Linked DNA regions of Homo sapiens: all the other regions are linked to region 2. A link is a contact called in ENCODE Hi-C data. All regions are on one chromosome and are shown on one strand. Each heading gives the region's core, a stretch centred on a gene start or an enhancer-like site at or near the end of the contact. The rest is flanking DNA. Distances are from core to core; before and after follow the strand shown.

Region 1 (4,468 bases), core at 165-2,664, 2.1 Mb before region 2:
GCTACTTGGGGGGCTGAGGTGGGAGGATCGCTTCAGCCTGGGAGGTTGAGGCTACAGTGATCCACGACCATGCCACTGCCCTCCAGCCTGGGTGACAGAGCGAGACCCTGTCTCAAACAAAACAAAACAAAACAAAACAATCGGACAGATACATGTTTTATAACCCAGTCTTGGTGAATATAAAAATGTTCTATTTGCTACCTTAGGAATTTAGTATGATTTAGTATGCTTGATAGTATCTTTCTCTAGCTTTGAAAAAAAAAATCATGGGACAGGTACAGTGGCTCAGGGCTGTAATACCAACACTTTGGGAGGCTGAGGCAGGAGGATCGCTTGTGTCTAAGAGTTCCAGACCAGCCTGGGCAACATGGTGAGACCTTGTCTCTACAAAAAAATAAAAAAATAGTGGGTGTGGTGGTGGGCACCTGTAGTCCTAGCTACTGGGGAGACTGAGGTGGGAGGATCGCTTGAGCCCAGGAGGTTGAGTCTGCAGTGAGCCGTGATTGCGCCATTGCACTCAGCCTGGGTGACAGAGTGAGACTCTGTCTCAAAAGAAAAGAAATAAAAATCATGGAAGACATCTATTCTGTCTTGTAAAAATTTAAGGTATATGAAAAGAGTAGAGGAGGAGGAGGAGGGAGAAGGAAGAGAAATTATTTATTGGGATCCAATATGTGCCAAAGATAGTATTAGGCATCCTTGCATGTATTATTTCATTTGATCCACATGACTACCCTGTGAGATGTTATTCCCATTTTACACATAAGAAAACTGGCTAAGAGAAGTCAAGTAATTTGTCTGCGGCTGTGAATTCAATTTAAATTCACAGCTTAAACTCTTTTCACTACATCTGAATGCATCATTTTCAAGATCTTTTCTGGGCCTGGAGTAAGTTGACAGTATTTATGTAAAACATGTAATACTGTATCTGTATGTATGCTCCTCTTCCCCACGCTCATTCACATTTACCGTGATTAATACACATGTTAATAAAACCCTAGACTTAGAACTAGGATATAGAATCCAGTCGTTTAGGTACTTAATGTTTAGTTCTCTCCTCCAGAAAACAGGAATAATTACCGCCTTTTTTCCACTCCAAAGAATTGATGTGATAATTAGGGAGATAAGATTAGTTACTAGTCATAACAAGAATAAACTACAACTCCCAAAATGCCCAGAGGAAGAGGCTGACGCCAGTCCAGGAGACAGTTCCAGCTTTAGGGCAAAGGTGACCCCACTGGGTCCCGTGGCGAAAGAGAGAGCCGCCGGTCCTCGCCTTTTTTCTGATGCATCCAGGGATTTGTAGTTCCCTTACGGCCACCAAGTGCACTTAGGGCAGGCCTCTTACTACGAGTCCCGTGATGACCCGAGGCCGGGCAGCGCCTGCGTATTGAAGCCGAGGGAGCGTGCGGGCGGTACTACTGGCGGGAGGAGTAAAGATGGCGGCGCGAGGGTCTCCGCCCTCTGCTCCGGGCTGAAGCGCTCTGAGAGAGGCGGCAGCGGCAACTCGAGCCCCAACAGTAATTTAGTGTTGGTAGTTTTGGCAGCAGCTGCCGAGGCCGGAGCAATGGCGGAACTGGAGCACCTAGGAGGGAAGCGGGCAGAGTCGGCGCGAATGCGGCGGGCAGAGCAGCTTCGGCGCTGGCGGGGCTCGCTGACAGAGCAGGAGCCTGCGGAGCGACGAGGCGCGGGGCGGCAGCCGCTGACCAGGCGCGGGAGCCCCAGGGTCCGCTTCGAGGACGGTGCTGTCTTTCTGGCCGCCTGCTCTAGCGGGGACACCGACGAGGTGAGAAAGCTTCTGGCAAGAGGTGCTGATATCAACACGGTCAACGTGGACGGCTTGACAGCCCTGCACCAGGTAACTCCTTTCTTGGTCTTAGAGGCGTCCAGTCTCCTACAGATGAGCCTTTGACCCTGCGAGCCACCCCATGGGGAGTATCAGTGTTGCCGCCGACTCCTTCTGCATGGACACTGCCCTTTTGGGCTAATCGGTTTCATTCTTGGCCAGCTTCCTCCACTAATCAAGTCTTTTTCTGACCCCAGGGTCTTAGGAATAGCGTCACCCCGCTGCTTGGTCAGTGTTTGTATTTCCCTCCACCTACTTGTGTTGTCATGGTTACTGGTGATTTTTGTCCCTGGTCTTATCCCTGTAGATTAGTTATCTTCACTTATGTCTGGTTGGCGTGCCTGCACACCGCGTCACTCATAGGCACAGTGTCATTTGTTTGATGCCCTTTCAGAAAATTCAGTTGTTGTGTGTCCCCGTTATAGAATATCTTATATCACTTAAAGAGTAAAGCCCTTTACTGGGTAAAGACAAGCAGGTCTGAAACCACACCTCTTGTTTTGTTGATTTGTAGTACTTCAAAACAGTTTGTGTTGCCTCTAGGCTACAGCTCCTAGAACACGCTGGACCTCGTTGTTTTAGGTATCTTAACTTCCTTCTCAGCAGTGCTACCTCCCTGAGAGCTTCCTATGGAGAACTAAGTTACTGAATTACCTCTGTTTGATACTTATGGAATAGCTTTTCTATTTTTCTATTTTTTTTTCTAAAGTGCTCTATAGAAATCCCATGCCCCATGTATAGCTATACTATATGGATTGTGGATAATCTGTGCTTGGTAACGACACCTTTACTTCTGTCACCTAATGCAGCAATATTCTCTGTCTACTGACTGCCATGACTAACTACCCCTCTCTCCTCAAATGGAACTTCATCAGTTATTTTGGTGAGCTGAGAGCCGGACACCCACTCTTAATCTTTTGTATTTTTCTTCTTCTGCCGTCTGTGCAAAGTGAATGTATTGGCATGAGAATCTACTTCTAAATAATAACTCAACTTTATATCAGACCACTTCCCTAAATATATTTAGCCAATAGCTTAAAAAGTTACTTCTCACTATGTTTGCAACCCTTCTATTTCAGGTAGAAGAAACTCTTTCACCCTATTTTGTACCCATTTTTTTTTCCTGCTGATAATATTTCCCCACCTGAGGTAGTAACCAATATTTGTAGAGTGCTTTGCTGTTTGATTTCATATGTCTTACCCCATGTGAGTTTCAGCAGTGATCCTTTGAAGTAGGTGTGGCAGGTAGTGTTGTTATTCTCATTTTACAGATGAGGAAACTGAAGCTCAGGAAAATTATTTGTGCAAAGTTAGAAAGTAAAGAAGTGGCCCATAGGCATGGATTTTTCAGACTTATGTCACAGAGATCTCTATCTCACTTAATAAGGAGCTGAATGTAAAATGAGATAAAAGCTAAGAGAACCACATTAAATTCTAAACTTTAAATTTCTGAACTCTTTGGGAAGGTGAATTCTTGTTTTTCTTTTTCTTTTTCTTTTTTTTTTTTTGATTCAGAGTCTCGCTCTGTTGCCCAGGCTGGAGTGCAATGGCGAGATCTTGGCTCACTGCAACCTCTGCCTCTTGGTTTCAAGCGATTCTCCTGCCTCAGCCTCCCGAGTAGCTGGGATTACAGGCGCCTGCCACCACGCCTAGATAATATTTGTATTTTTAGTAGAGATGGGCTTTCACCATGATGACCAGGCTGGTCTCAAACTCCTGACCTCAGGAGATCCACCCTCCTTGGCCTCCCAAACTGCTGGGATTATAGGCATGAGCCGCTGTGCCTGGCCTAGTAATCTATTGAAATAAGAGAAGAAGGGGATGACAGCTATGGATTTTTTTTTAACATCTATAAATGCAATATAAGCATTCCTTTCCATTTATAGGGCTGACAAGGAGTTGAACTGAACAAGTATACTCGATTCTAGACAAATTCAGCTAAAAATTAAGCTGCTTAAAGATTTGAGGTCTGTTGAGAAACTGTATCTTTGAATCAAGACAACGGGCCTTTATTGGCTTCAGAACATTACAAGTCAGTTTCCGAAGAGTTACAATGTGTGTCTCCATGACTTGGAGAAGTTTTTGTTGTTGTTGTTGTTGTTGTTGTTGTTTAAAAAAAAAAAAAACAGTGTCTCACTGTATCTCCCAGGCTGGAGTACAGTGGTGCAGTCTCAGCTCACTGCATGCAACCTCCGTCTCCCAAGTTCAAGCTATTCTCATGCATCAGCCTCCCAAGTAGCTGGAACTATAGGTGCCCACCACCATGCCCAGCTAATTTTTGTATTTTTAGTAGGGATGGGGTTTCGCCATGTTGGCCAGGCTGGTCTCAAACTCTTGGCCTCAAATGATCTGCCTGCCTCGGCCTCCCAAAGTGCTGGGATTACAGGCATGAGCCACCGCGCATGGCCGACCTGGAGAACTCCTAAGGTACATAAAAGACTATTTTCAAATGGGAGACTGGAGCTGTTGGTAGCTGAACCACCTACTTTACAATGGATTCACCTTCTGTGAAATGGAGAGTGAGTGGTACAATTATCTGAATTATTTATTTAAAATGTCCATTTGTTATACAAGCACGATATAAATTATCTGGATAATTGCTTCTTTTCTCTCTTTTGGCCA
Region 2 (4,473 bases), core at 1,296-3,795:
CACTGGTATGTTCGTTTTGGACAGCAACAATGTGCATTGGGGTGGGGGGTGAGGGACAGGAGGAGAAGGGTCATTTACATATTTCTCAATCCAAGTATATGAATTTAGAGGCCTTCCTCAAAAATACATGCACTCCTAAGCCTCCAAAGTCATGCTGCTATATTTAAGCATATAAAAACAGTCAGAACATATCAGGCATGTTAAAAGACAAGAAACAAACCTTTTTTCTTTTGACATGTGTGTGTCTTCCTCCAGAAAGAACGTCACGCTGTACCGAGTCTGGACATTCACTTTCTTGGCTCCCCAACAGCTGCACCTTACAAGAAAGTAAGGTGTGACACTCAGAAATGGCCACAATGGACTCAGATGGGGTCTTTGAGTCACGACAGCCTTTCTCATTTTCCCCTGATGTTTGAAAAGGAGCCTTAAAATTTAAAGGGTTGTAGGGGTCATCAGAATTACAGAATGAGTTCCACAGTTTGAGACTCTCTGCTTCATCTGCACTAGATTCCCAGTCATCTTCCTCCCCAGAACTATGCTCAGGGGTCTCAGGAAGGCTTCCAGACTGGGAGGAATTCTCTAGATCAGACTTGCCAGACAAATCCTTCTCTGAATCAGAAGGCTCTTCAGGAACAATTCTGGCAGCAGTCTGAATTGTTGCTGTAAAGTTCTGGGGATTATAAGGATCTACACTGCAGAAAGAGTTCCAAAGGTGAAGCCCTTCAGGGTCTTGTTCAAGGTCTGAGTCTGACAGTGAGCTATCACTATCAAAACCATCATCCTCAGCTTCCTCATCCCAATCCTCACCTTCTGGATCAGAACTTGTTTCCAGGTCACTGGATGCACCTCCCAAAATATAATCTATCAGTTTGTTACTACAAGCTGGTCTGGCAGAAATGGGAAGGTCACCTTCTAGGTATGAGTAATCAACTACACTTATTCGGCCCTCTCCAGGCTCCTTTTCCATAGGTATCTCACTAGATGGACAGCCCTCAGAAGGGCTCTCTTCTTCCAAAGCAAGTGGAACCTCTGTAGTTAATAATTCTATTTTTTCTTCAGTGGATTCCTGGGTGTTTCCAGGAATGTCTCCAGCAGCAGGAACAAACTGTGTTGGGTTATCTCTGCAGTGTTTTGGATCCATCCGGAGAAGGCTGTGTTCCTCCTCCAGGCTGTGGTAGCCATTATCCTGGTCAGGGGTGGGTAAATCTTGCCCCTTGCTAGCCTGTTGAAGGAATTCCAGCCGTTTCATGCGAAGATGGTGAATTTCTGGTAGGCCTTCCGTAGAAAGAGGTGGACATCCCTGCCACGAGGCCGGAATGAGTTCTGCACTCAGCGGCTGGGGATGACAATGGTCCTCTCTCAGGCAGCTGCTCTCTGGGGTTAGTGTCTGGAAGCCGACTACCTCGCTATTTCCATCACTGTTCTGATAGCTGACTTCTAGCCTAGGAAAGCAGTCCAGGTAGGAAGGGTTCAGCAAATAGGATACCACACTGAAATTGTCTATGCGTTGAATGTTTAGAGGCCCAGAGGGCGAAGAGCCAAGTTCCCGGTTAGAGTACAGACGGGATTGAAGGCTACTGGGCAACAGCTCCACTCCCCACAGCTGCTGCTCTAAGAGAAAAGCCTGTGCTGCAGGGTCCAAAGCACTTCCCTTGGCCTTAAGCTCCAATTTTAGGTCTGGGGGCGAGTATTGCCAGTGGATCCCCTCCTCTAGCCAATCAAGGGGACTGGTGACCGAGGGGTCTGAGGAGTCGAGCTGCAGCGAACTCAAAGATTTCTGCGCTGTGGGGGCGGCTGGTTTCTCCCGTCCCTTCAGGGCTCTCAGGGCGCTGTAGACTCCAGCAAAATCTAGCCATCTGGTCGGAAACATTCCACCGAAAAGTTGGCTCCAAATTAGCACCTTCTGAAGCAATCCGGGGAGCGGCGCAAGGAGCTGGGAGAGCAGTTTCGTCCAGTAACTGACCCGAGTCTCGGGCTGGGCAGAGGAAAGCAGTGTGGGGTTCCCGGAGTTTTCCGGGCCAAGAGGCGTCGGGAACTTAGAAGAGCCTGCTTGCGATCGCCGAGGGAAAAAGGGTGGCCAGAACCGGAAGCCCGCCCGAGGGCCAAGCCGTTTCCGCGATCCGCCTGTCCCCGGCTCCATCTCCTTTTTCTTGACAGTCTCTCAGGTAGGGCCGCGGCGCTCAGCGGCTGGAGGTCGACGGGATTCGGAGGAAGCCTACAGAGTCTCGGCCTTGCCCAGCGGTGGCGTCGCTGCTCCAGGCCGATCTTCGAGCCAGCAGAAAAGCCACAGAGGGCAGCGAATGCGGCAGCGGGCGGCAGAACACAGGGAAGAACAGCCCGCGCAATAGGCGGCGACTGATGCGACTTCCATCCTGGCGGGGAAGGAGGTTCCCTAGTCGGCTCGACGCTTCAACACCATGGATAGGAGTCCCCCCACGGCCTCGGCGATGGTTTTCCGACTGACAGAGGGTTGAAAAGCCCCTGAGCAACGCGATACCGGAAGGACTGGGTAGGCCGGCTGGTGCGGTGGAAGCGAAGCCCAAAATGGCCGCAGGGCCCGCGCGCCGGCAGGACACCCCCCTAGACGCCGGAAGAGACGCAGGACTGTTGGGCGTCTACGTCCCTAGCGCCGCGCCGCCCAACGTCACTCGCAAAATCCCCGGGGGGCGGGCCTTTCCGCCCACTTCCGTGTGGCCGCCGATTGGTTTTGCCAGATTTCCCTGTCGGCTTCCTTACTCGAGGTAGAGCCGCACGGCAGCGTGAGGTTGCATCAGCCGGGGCGGGGGGGGGGGGGGGGGGGGGGGGGGGAATGCACGCATGCGCAGTCGTTTCTGTGTGGTCTCCTAGGAGACCGCCCCAACAGCCCTCTAGGTTAAAGGTCTTGGGGAGGGGAGGGGTTTTCAAAATAACCCGAGAATTTCCCGGAGGCGTTTTGATGGCCTAATACACACTGACGTGTGTACAGTCATCCCCTCTCATGAAATGGGGATTAGTTCCAGGACCCCGTAGACACCAGAATCCGCAGACGGTCAAGTCCCTTATGTAAAATGGTATAGTGTTTGCATATAACCTGCATACACCTTCCCAGATATTTAAACCATCCCCTAGATTAAGTATAATACCTAATACAATGCAAGTGCTATGGAACTAGTTGTTATACTGTATTTATTTGTATTATGTTTTATTATCTTTATTTTTCCCGAATATTTTCAATCCATGGAAGGTTGAATGCCCCGCGGGCCAACTGTAGGGTTATCGTAGTCTTAGATTTTTATTATTTATTTATTTGAGACAGGGTCTAGCTCTGTCGCCCAGGCTGGAGTGCAGTAGTGCGATCTCGGCTCACTGCAGCCTCAACCTCCTGGGCTCCAGTGAGCCTCCCACCTCAGCCTCCCGAGGAGCTGGGACTACAGGCTCGCACCACCACGCCCAGCTAAATTTTTTTTTTTTTTGAGACGGATTCCCACTCTGTCGCCAGGCTGGAGTGCAGTGGCGCAATCTCGGCTCACTGCAACCTCCGCCTCCCGGGTTCAAGCGATTCTCCTGCCCCAGCCTCCCTAGTAGCTGGTACTACAGGCGTGTGCCACCACGCCCAGTTAATTTTTTGTATTTTTAGTAGAGACAGGGTTTCACCATGTTGGCTAGGATGGTCTCGATCTCCTGACCTTGTGATCCGCCCGCCTCAGCCTCCCAAAGTGCTGGGATTACAGGCGTGAGCCACCGTGCTCGGCCAATTTTTGCATATTTTTATAGAGACAGGGTTTCGTCGTGTTGCCCAGGTTGGTTTCAAACTCAGCTCAAGTGATCTGCCCGCCTCGGCCTCCTAAAGTGCTGGGGTTACAGGCGTGAGCCACTGCGCCCAGCCTGACAGATATTTCAGGGTTCTCCTATTGTTCAGTACTATGTAGACCATCAACCTGAGATCTTATGTAAAAGTTGGGCAGTGCTGCGTACATACATGTCTGGTGTGGGGCAAACTAAACTCACAGAGAAGCAGCTCAGTCCCCAGAACTATTTACTCTCTTTTATGCTTCCAAGCAGGCAACATATTCAATTCATATTTATTAATACTTCCTTAGCAACCAGAACCACAGAATACAACAGCCAAAAAGGAAACATGGACCACTATCCTTTGAAAAAAAAAATGGCTGGTAATTTTAATTGCTGTATTTGATTATCTCTTGTGAGTTTGGTCTTAGTTCATTTCTTTATTTCTGCTAAAACTCTGTAATAGATACCCCTGAAGTCAAGTACCAATTACAGAGGGAGGGTGGCAGTTATGAGCACTAGGGACAGCAGAAAAATCTTTAGGGAGCTGGGAGGAGACCAGCAGCTCCTCCTGCCTTACTGGGCCTGTTCAAGGAACAACCACTTCTTTTTTTCTTTTTTGAGACGAGTCTCGCTCTGTTGCCCAGGATATAGTGCAGTGGTGTGATCTCTGCTCACTGCAACCTCCGCCTTCCTGGGTTCAAA
Region 3 (4,797 bases), core at 1,573-4,072, 2.5 Mb before region 2:
CTCAGGCCTTTGGACTTGGACCAAACTGCATCACTGACTTTCCTCCATCTCCAGCTTGCAGACACAGATTATTGGACTTCTCAACCTCCATAATCATGTGAGCCAACTACTCATAATAAATAAATAAATAGGCTGGGTGTGGTGGCTCATGCCTGTAATCCCAGCACTTTGGGAGGCCCAGGTGGGCAGATCACGAGGTCAGGAGTTTGAGACCAGCCTGGCCAATATGGTGAAACCCCCATCTCTACTAAAAATACAAAAATTAGCCAGGTGTGGTGGCGCACACCTGTAGTCCCAGCTACTCGGGAGGCTGAGGCAGAAGAATCACTTGAACCTGGGAGGCAGAGGTTGCAGTGAGCCGAGATCACGTCACTGCACTCCAGCCTGGGCAACAGAGTGAGACTCCATCTCAAAAATAAATAAATAAATATTAATTTTATGTATATATATATATATATATATAGAGAGAGAGAGAGAGAGAGAGAAACAGAAACAGAAGGATATATATATATTTGCACACAATAAGATATATATATGTGTGTGTATATATATATCCTCTTGGTTCTGTTTCTCTGGAGAACCCTGACTATTCCTGGTGATTTAGTCAAAATAACTGATCTCACAAGAGGCAGATACATAAGCCAGTATTAACTACCAAGTGGAGAAGAATAGTTATAAACACAGGCCAGGGTATTCTCTTCTATATCGAAATCTATTCAGAAGCCAAATAAGAAGAAGAAGATTGCATAATAAATATGGAATAAGAACAAAGGGAGGTAGCTAGAGCTAGAGCTAAGGGATATTTTATCTGGGTCCTGGTGAGAGTGCAAATCTCTAGTTACTAAAATATTTATACCCACCAGGTCTTCGGTGCTGACTAAATGTCAGATTCCTGCCCTCTGAATTCCTCCATGTCCCCTCTCCCACATTCTCTCTTTGGCCTGTACAATTAAATAGAGTTAACTATTCTTAATTACAGTCACATTCTGAACACGTCTTCTCCACCTTACACACCCAAATCAGATAACTAGTATGAACCATTCTCACGTGCAAGACACATTTATTGATAATCTTTAGTTCCATGGAGGGTTCGATTCATCTGCTTACTTTATTTCCAAGCTTTTGGAGAGACCCTCACTCCTCTTTGCAGTCTTCCTTTATTTATTTATTTATTTGAGGTGGAGTCTCGCTCTGTCACCCAGGCACAATCTTAGCTCACTGCAACTTCCACCTCCCACGTTCAAGCCATTCTCCTGCCTCAGCCTCCTGACTAGCTGGGATTACAGGCAACACGCCAGGCTAAATTTTGTATTTTTAGTAGAGACGGGGTTTCACCATGTTGGTCAGGCTGGTCTCGAACTCCTGACCTCGTGATCCGCCCGCCTCGGCCTCCCAAAGTGCTGGGATTACAGGCGTGTGCCACTGCGCCCGGCCTCTTCCATTATTTATGACATTGACTTTTCCGTAAAATAAATATATACATATTTTTAAAGTTAATTACAAACGTACAGAATGGAGAGGAGCACTTTAACAGCCATCACATGATTGGGATTTTGTTGACAGTAAACTAAAAGCTCCATGGGTCCCAACCTTTTTTTTTTTTTTTTTTTGACAGTGTCTCACTCTGTCACTAGAGTGCAGTGGCATGATCACAGCTCCCTGCGGGGTAGATCTCCTGGGCTCAAGCTATCTTCCCGCCTCAGTCTCCCGAACAGTCAGGGCTACAGGCACGTGTCACCACGCCCGGCCTGGTCCCCATAAGTCCCCTCTTCTCCGAGCCAAACATCTTCACACCTTCTGGTGATCATTAGTGGAGAGGCCTGTGAGAGGCTCTGGTGTCAATGTCCCTGAAATCGAGGGCTCCAAATTGGTCATGGCTCTCCAGATGGCCCAAACAGTTCCAGTTCACAAACATTTATTGAGCATCTACTACATTCCAGGCACTGTGGTTATTATAAATCACTGAGACACTGTTTGCCCTAAAGGAGCTACGTGTATTTGGTAACAGCTTCACAGTAAGTGACGAATAAGATAGCATTAATCCACATTTGACAGCAAAAGTACCAAAAAAGAAAGAAAGAAAAAGAAGAGAGAGAAAGGAAAGAAAAGAAAAGAAGAGAAAGAAAGAGGCCGGGTGCGGCGGCTCACGCCTGTAATTCTAGCACTCTGGGAGGCCGAGGTGGGCGGATCACGAGGTCAGGAGTTCGAGTCCAGCCTGATCAACATGGCGAAACCCCGTCTCTACTAAAAAAACATAAAAATTAGCCGGACCTGGTGGCGCCCGCCTGTAGTCCCAGCTACTCAGGAGGCTAAGGCAGGAGAATCGCTTGAACTCGGGAGGCGGAGGTTGCAGTGAGCCGAGATCTCGCCGCTGCACTCCAGCCTGGGCGACAGAGCCAGACTCTGTCTCAAAAAAAAAAAGAAGAAGAAAAGAAAAAGAAAGAAAGAAAAAGGATGGAAGGAGAGAAGAAAAGGAAAGGGGGAAGGGAAGGGGGAAGGGAAGGCGGAAGGGAAGGGAAAGAAAGAAGCGTATTTAGGCAGTATCGCGTTGATTTCAGTCCACGGAACCTCTGGTGACCGGGTAGTGTGACTCCGTCATTGGTAGCCCCCCGCCCACACAGCCGGGACTCGCGGCCTTTGAGGACGTGGGCAGGGCCAGTCTCGCCACGCCGCGGCCAATGCCCCGACCACACGCTGGCCACAGGAGTCCTGGCTCCCATTGGCTGCAGCGGGAAATGGTGAACCAATGCTCATAGACCTTAACGCCCTCCTCTCGGGATCACTTCCGCCTCTGGGGTCAGGCTCCGCCCAGCTTGCCCGGCATCACTCGCGGCATTGGAGTCAAGATGGAGGAGTACGCGCGAGAGCCTTGGTGAGCTTCACCGCTGTCTTTGCATTTCTCTTGCCCCCCTGCCCACTGCCCTCCTTCTCCCTTGTCCAGGCTCCCAAGGTGCAAGCCAGACTCAACCGCAGCCTCGTCGACTTGGGCCTGGTAACTGGGCAATGCGGTCTTTCGCGGCCAGTCGGCTTCTTAGCCCTGTACTTAGTACCTCCCCGGCCGCGTGAGCCTCCCTCTCCCAACCCAGCACCCGTGTGACCTTGTGATGGATGGTAAGGAGGTCCAGACTTGAGTTTGATAGAACCTCGGAACCTCCTCCCAACGCAGGGCGTAATCGACTTTATGCGGGGCCAGTTATAATCCCCCCTGTTCGTCGAGGTGACCTTGGGCGCGTCCCTCCGTCTCGCCTTGCTCAGTTCCTGCGTTGAGGAACTGAAGAATAGGCATTTGAGGGAGTGTCATTCTTGAGGTTTTACTTGTATCATGATATGTGTCCACAGAGTGAAGCATTTTAAATGAATGGAACATAGATTTTAGCCAAGGGGTCTGGATAAGCTTCTTTATTGCGTGGGGCCTTGTTTTCCTTCTTGGAATTCTTTCTTGAGGGTAGAGGGGGACAAAAATTACCTGGGAAATAGGAAGAGGTAATAGCATGTGTTCTCTGAAAAGCCATGGACAGAAATTCATTGTTACATCCAGCGTTTATTGAGTATGAATAAACCAGACACATAGATAATTATAAAACGATGTAATTGCTGTCAGAAGTCTCAGGTTGCCAGAGTTTAAAGTTTCTAGGGTCATAGGTAAAAAATCAAATCTTGATATTTCGGTTAATCATTTGTTTTATTGTGTAAGAGCAACAACCAAGATGTCCTCAATTTGTGAAAGTGCCCAGGACCTTAAATTACTACTCTGGTATCCTAGCCTTGTTGCATGTTTTATGTTCCCCTCTCCCATAAATGGCATACAAAATATAAGTTTTAGGGTCTCCTGGCTCTTCAAACTTATCTTCTTCAAAGCAGTTATCCTCCATTCTGGATTGTGCTCAGATATGTAGGACTCAGCACACTGTAAATAGCTGTTTGATGTACTATAATGACACAGGTTAGCAGAGAGTTAAAATATTTAACTATGTTGAGTTAAAGATCTTAGAAAAATAAGGCCGGGTGTGGTGGCTCACGCCTGTAATCCCAGCACTTTGGAAGGCCGAGGCGGATCACGAGGTCAGGAGTTCAAGACCAGCCTGGCCAGTATGGTGAAACCCCGTCTCTACTAAAAATACAAATATTAGCCGGGCGTGGTGGCACGCGCCTGTAGTCCCAGCTACTTGGGAGGCTGAGGCAGGAGAATCACTTGAACCCAGGAGACGGAGGTTGCAGTGAGCCAAGATTGCGCCATTGCACTCCAGCCTGGGTGACAGAGTGAGACTCCATCTCAAAAAAAAAAAAAAAAACAACTTAGAAAAATAATGGGTTTTCATTTACTAAATCATTAGGTAGCCCCTTTGCTTTCTCTTAGTACGTATGCCCTGAAACAATATAATCAGTTACCTGGTTATCTTTGTAGTCAAAACTGCTTTGATTTTTTGACTGCCCTGTTTGATTACAGCATTTCCTCAAGTCATTTTATAGGCCAAATATTTATTGGTTGCAGTGGGCCCTGCAGTATAATCTGTTCCATTATAATCCTTACTGTATTGGCAAAGAAGATTTTATGGTTTGTGAATGAGAAATATGGTCTTTTTTTTCCCCCTGTTCTTAGCCCATGGCGAATTGTGGATGACTGTGGTGGGGCCTTTACGATGGGTACCATTGGTGGTGGTATCTTTCAAGCAATCAAAGGTTTTCGCAATTCTCCAGTGGTAAGTGGGTGAATGGTCTTATTTTATCATCACTTGCAACTTGGGTTTGATGATATTACTGGTGGTCCCATCAGTGGCTTAGAAATGTACTTCTAAT

The links. Hi-C counts contacts between places; a loop is a spot of excess contacts on that map. Pooled maps may share reads with other maps.
Region 1: a loop to region 2 is called in a map of GM12878, with 9 times the contacts of the local background. The contact joins the promoter of PPP1R12B here to the promoter of PPP1R15B in region 2. A Hi-C loop is called at or near these places in 2 of 168 maps with a recorded cell type or tissue (GM12878 and naive thymus-derived CD4-positive, alpha-beta T cell), 1 of 37 single-sample maps with no recorded cell type and 10 of 50 pooled maps.
Region 3: a pooled map shows a loop between it and region 2 (15-fold over the local background). The contact joins the promoter of TIMM17A here to the promoter of PPP1R15B in region 2. A Hi-C loop is called at or near these places in 7 of 50 pooled maps.

The regions. Positions count from the first base shown.
Region 1 is chr1:202,347,285-202,351,752 of GRCh38, forward strand. It overlaps PPP1R12B (protein phosphatase 1 regulatory subunit 12B), which reads left to right and starts at 1,415. Exons shown (of 24, transcript NM_002481.4): 1 at 1,415-1,858. The coding sequence starts at 1,568. RefSeq lists enhancers at 1,162-1,702, 1,374-1,683.
Region 2 is chr1:204,409,272-204,413,744 of GRCh38, forward strand. It overlaps PPP1R15B (protein phosphatase 1 regulatory subunit 15B), which reads right to left and starts at 2,546. Exons shown (of 2, transcript NM_032833.5): 1 at 221-2,546. The coding sequence starts at 2,140. RefSeq lists enhancers at 1,523-2,357, 1,664-1,813, 2,074-2,773, 2,784-2,833 and a silencer at 2,292-2,738.
Region 3 is chr1:201,952,681-201,957,477 of GRCh38, forward strand. TIMM17A (translocase of inner mitochondrial membrane 17A) reads left to right here and starts at 2,823. Exons shown (of 6, transcript NM_006335.3): 1 at 2,823-2,872; 2 at 4,601-4,700. The coding sequence starts at 2,847. RefSeq lists an enhancer at 2,812-3,101.